2 separate regions of the Mus musculus genome follow, and region 1 is linked to region 2. Evidence: chromatin loops called from intact Hi-C (ENCODE). Cell type or tissue: gastrocnemius. All regions are shown on one strand. Region 1 overlaps Gm52427 (a long non-coding RNA gene). Region 2 overlaps Bcor (BCL6 interacting corepressor).

The links. A loop is a pair of places that touch in the nucleus more often than their neighbours do. Peaks named below come from ENCODE experiments on the same cell type or tissue, not always from the same donor. Only the 100,000 strongest peaks of a DNase experiment are listed, where the experiment ranks them.
Region 1: a loop joins it to region 2, with 2.2 times the contacts of the local background. A loop is called at or near these places in 2 of 42 quality-filtered maps.

Annotation. Positions count from the first base shown.
Region 1 is chrX:11,892,220-11,894,719 of GRCm38, reverse strand. Gm52427 (a long non-coding RNA gene) reads left to right here. Exons shown (of 3, transcript XR_003953078.1): 2 at 1,854-1,974. Among named protein-coding and RNA genes, the nearest start is that of Gm52427, 1.8 kb to the left of the region's middle. In gastrocnemius, no CTCF peak of the experiment used is centred here; a DNase peak (open chromatin) is centred at 967.
Region 2 is chrX:12,067,721-12,070,220 of GRCm38, reverse strand. All of the region lies in intron 1 of Bcor (BCL6 interacting corepressor), which reads left to right. Among named protein-coding and RNA genes, the nearest start is that of Bcor, 12 kb to the left of the region's middle. In gastrocnemius, no CTCF peak of the experiment used is centred here; DNase peaks (open chromatin) are centred at 572, 759, 1,041 and 1,410.

The sequences.
Region 1 (2,500 bases), 180 kb after region 2:
CCTCCTTTTGCTGGGATGATTTCAAAGACACAATGCGCTTGCGCGTGCGCGCACACACACACACACACACACACACACACACACACACACACACGAGAGAGAGAGAGAGAGAGAGAGAGAGAGAGAGAGAGAGAGAGAGAGAGAGATGCTGGCTTATGCACACAGTGTTTGTGTAAAGGATTAAAAGAATGAAAGGCCAGAATGTAAGCACAGTTCCAAGGCATGGAGTGGCTATGGCTGTGGCCCTCACCCACTGACCTAGGCCAGCCATGTCTCCTTTGAGTCAGGTATGTGTGCACCCCACCCCTGCAGGCAGGGGCCATGCTAGCTCTTTGATGGGTGAGGCTATTATTAGTAACAATGGTTTCCAGCGAAAGAGCAATTTTCCCCAATGCAGTAGTCGTCCTCTTCCTTCGCGTCCCAAGCCGAACAGAGACAAAAATGACATTAAGCAGTGCAGGCGCCCGAAGAGATGAAATACTCCACACCTCCCAGCTTAAATTGGACTGGGCGTTTACTGGCATTTTAAGGGCCAGAGGGAAGTTGAAGCAACTGCAGGGGTAACACACACGTGAAAAATGGAAGGCCAGACAGCCTGGGTAAATAAGAGACATGCCTGGAGTTTTAGCGCAGGGTCATAAAAGTTGACAGGAGCCGTTTGGACTGGAAATGGCTGGGTGGGTATCACTGCCAGGTTTTGGCAAGCGCCTGGTTGTTGAATACTACAAAACTGAATAGATTAGAAGAAAAGGAGGAGGAGGAGGAGGAGGAGGAGGAGGAGGAGGAGGAGGAGGAGGAGGAGGAGGAGAGACAGAGACCCAAGGCTATCAAAGAAAAAAAAGCAACAGGAAACCACCCACGCAGAGTCCACCCACTCCCTCCCTCACTCCTTGCCCCCTCCCTTTGTTTAGATAAGGTGTCTGCTACAGTTGCTGGCCAGCAGCCAGCTTTCTGTCTTCAAACTTGGGACTTTGGTGCCACACAGGAGACAAGACTCTCTGATGCTGCCTGCCTGAGTGTCAGCAGCACCCTGAGGGTCCCTGTGGCTTTGTGTTCCCGGAACGATGATTTGTTTGACAACTGGCTTTCCTTCCAGACTGATCTTCCAGCCTGGCACTAGGTGTGAGTCCTTTGAGGCCCGGCAGGGCTGTGGAGAGAAGGAGGAGGCACCTTGGGCCACCAGGTTGGGCCACTCTCTAATTATGATGGCCTCATAAAGGAAGTCCAGAGCCAAAGGGTGAGGAAGGTTTTTGGTCTCAGGCAGGAACGAAAGTGTTACAGATCATGAGGGATGAAGAAGTTAAGTGCTGGCCAAGCAAGCCCAATAAAGTGGATTTATTCTGTGCCACACAAAAGATTTTTAATAAGCATGGAGAAAGGTGCCCTAGCCCCCCACACTGGCCACCACGTTTCAGATGTCCTGTGGGAGCCAAAAACAACACTCAGGAGCCTGGAAGACTGGGAGGAGGCCTTGGCTTTGTTTTGTAGTTCTCCTGGGGTCAGAGAGGGCTTCTCTGGTGAGTGACAGCCCAAGGTGGTTCACGTGCTGGTGGGACAGCAGTAAACAACCCTTTTGGATACGTTGCTCAAGGATAACTGGGTGTGACACTTACCTTGGGCTCCTTTCTGGCTTTCTCTAAGAATCTAGAACCTTACATTAGTTTGACAATTAGCCTTTGGGCTCCTAAAAGCTTATGGGGGAAAGCCAGAAAGATTTATTTTACCTGTGGCACTTGGAATCAGTATGTAGGGGCCTTTCTTCTGTGAGGACTACTCTGTGGCTCACAGAGCTTTCGAAAACAGTTGGTCTACCCTGCTTGATCTCACAGTTTCCTATTCTCTTTCCTCTATAGGTGATCTTGGAGAGCTGAGGCGTGCTGGCCCACCCAGGACAGGAAGGGCACCATTCTAGGACATCAAGGAGGACACTAGCCTGCTTGTCATAGTGTTAGGATTTGACTGGTTGTGTTAAAGGTAAGGTGGTAGGCAGAGAATTGAGTGGCTTTTAGCCAGTGCCGTACAGTGTGACAATACTGGCTGTGGCCTCGGCTTCGTCTTTCCATGACATCTGTGTGTGATACATTTGCTAAGAGCTCCAACAAAGATGACCCAGAGGATGGGGCGGGTTTTCCCCTCTCAGAGAAGGAGATACGCCCCAGTGCCAGTGACTGCTGGTATTCACTTAGCCAGTGAGCTTTGCACTTTGTTGATTCAAACTGTAAAGTCAGGCTGGAGGAGACTGAGCTACACCATACAGAAAATTGTGTTTCTAAGCCAGCTCTTGTCTGTTGCTTCTAAGTATCATGTTTTGAGAGCTAGCTTTCCAGCCCAGGCTGGCCTCAAACTTGCTATTCTCCTGCCTCAGCCTCCCCAGTGCTGGGAGTAGAGGCATGAACACCAGACCAAGTTTTTTTTTGCAAAGGTTTTCTCTTATTCCTACCTCCCCCTAGACCTGGTTTTAAATGGACGCAGGTGGAACACATGGTAAGGTGGCATGAAG
Region 2 (2,500 bases):
AATGAGTATTTGTCTGTCGTTATTCTATATCCTGGTGGAAAGTTTCTAACGAAAAGTAATGCCTTTCTTAAGTCATAAAATGAGCCTTGTATGATTATTTAATTAAAATCTATTTAAGGACCGATTAGGCGTGTAATTTGCGCTAATAATGACGATTATGGAAATGTTCAACTTAACCAAAAAGCATAAAGGAGACATTTTGATCAGTGGGGCGACCAGTAAGTATTCAATGAGTTGGGCAATTTCTGAAAGACCAGAGGCGGACCTCTGTGGCCCTGCACAGAACTGCAGACATGTCCAGCCTCTGTGACAACCTCGGGGGGCTGCAGGCCTCTCTATCACAGCCCCAGCCTACCCACTTTGTCCAGTGGCCAAGTAGCGTGAGCAGCCATCTCTTCCCATCCAGCGCCTCCAGACTCTACCAGAGGCACAAACTCTGGGAGAGGGCTGATAAACCACAGCGAAATCACTGCGAAATGGCGGTGCTCTTGGGCTTAACAAACTGCACCGAGAAACGCACGCTTCCTTGGCTGGCCTTGGATAGAGCCCGGAGGGGTGGGGTGTGGGGGGGAGCCAGGGTCCCTTGTTCCGGAGAAAGCTGCCAGCTGCTGGTCTTGGTGCGAAGGCGAAGGCAGACACAATGCTGCTGTTGTTGGTTTGATCTCTAACTGTGGATTGTTAGTCTGGCTTTAACTATGTGGTAAGGGGGGAATGTGAAGGCTGTTTACAGCGAGTGCAAATAATGTGACAGCTGTTGGCGCGCGAGCCGCGCTGCGCCTCCTCAGCACTCACACAAAGCGCGCACTATGCAGGCAGGCCCCGTGGAGGAGCTGCAGAGGTGGCCACCACTTTGTGGCTGGCGCTTTCGGATGAGAGAAAGCTGGGTCACATCCCGTCACCAGTCACATCCCCAGCATGCACCTTAAGGACTGCCCAAAGGGTGGGGTAGGGGTGTGGGAGGGTTTATATGTTGTGGTTGAGGGATCTTGTTAGACCGAGGTGTCAGGAGAAGGCCTGGGGAAGGTGGGGGTGGGGCCCGGAGTGTCACTGTCTAGAGGGGTTTGGCCAAGATCCATGAACCTGGGTCCTCAGCTGCTTGCGGCAGAGTTTGCAAGATTCGGGAAAACAACCAGCAGCCCCAAATAAAGCTTGTCGGGAAGAATTAAGTGAAGGCCTTCTGGGGATCCCGCAGGCTCTGAAGGCTGTTCTTCCTTTGCAATGGCTCTATTCAGATAAGTTAGAGAGAGGCGCGGCTGTGTTCTGGCCACTGTTCTTCAGGGTGGAAATGCAAGTGTGTGGGTTCAGGATCCAAAGGCGTTTGCATTTTCCGGGAAAGGGGTGCAGGTTGACTTGGAGCCACACGGTCTCATAAGCTCCCCCTGGCAGAGCACACCGGCCTTCAGCTACAGCCTCCAAAGGCCTGGTAGAAGAGGCACCACCCGCTGGGCACTAGGGTGCTGTGATAGGAGAGCAGGAGAAAGGTGATGGTGAGGACCAGCACTCTGTCCAATCCTGGTGATGCATCGCATAGGATGCATAGATATAGTCTAGAACTTGGGTCAGTCTCTTGGGTGGCCTGGGGCAAGCTGGGAGGAAAGGGTCACCCCAACTCCTCAGGAGTCCCGAGGTCGAAAGGAGCCTTCCCAGGATATAGAAAGGCTGTTCCCGGGCTATGGAAAACCTTTTCAGGCTGACTTAATTCTACAGCCTCCTTCTGGGTTACTTTGGCCCTTGTGTGGCCAGCCGACAGGCTGTCTGAGTCTAGAAACTCCCCACCCCCCAGGTAGGACTTCTTTCTACATATTCCCCTCGGGGAGCTGGGAGATGCTTCTGGAGTGATACATGAACTTCGGTGCCAGTTCTATAAATTGGTCTCTTTTTATGACGTGTGCCATTTTCTGTAGGAATGTTGCTTGCAAAACGAGTTTCGCCTTGGAGGAAAGGCGGAAAGATAAACAAGCCTGTAACGCCAAAACACTGGCAGTCTTTCCTTCCTTCCAGCTCCCTTAAAGCAGCCGGGCTGTATTTCCAGGATTAGACTCATGCTTGTAAGGAGGGACTCTGTTGGCTTTTTTTCCCCCCAAGCAAATGCAAATTAGAGAAAAATAATTTTCTTTCAACGATATGCAATGTATTAGTCACTTGGTATCGTGCTCTCAGGCAGGCCTCATTTGCGCGTCTGCCAGCTCGCTCACATCTGCTTGGCGCTGTTGGGGCATTTTAACCTTGGCGGTGTCGTGTCTAGTCCCATGGATCAAGAAAGAGTAATTAAGCTCTGAACAGCCACAAAAATTCGTGGGTCCCCATCTATATGGCTTTGTTTTGGGGTGCTTTGAGTTCCAAGGCTGAGTAGCAGACCTGGAATTCTTATTGTTCCTTGTAAAGACCATGAATCTGGCTCTCCTGCCCATCCCAGCCCCCCAGCCTTCCCAGGACGTCCAGGCTCTGCACAGTCTACAAGAAGCGTGCATGCAGATTTCAGGACCCTTGCATGTTGCGC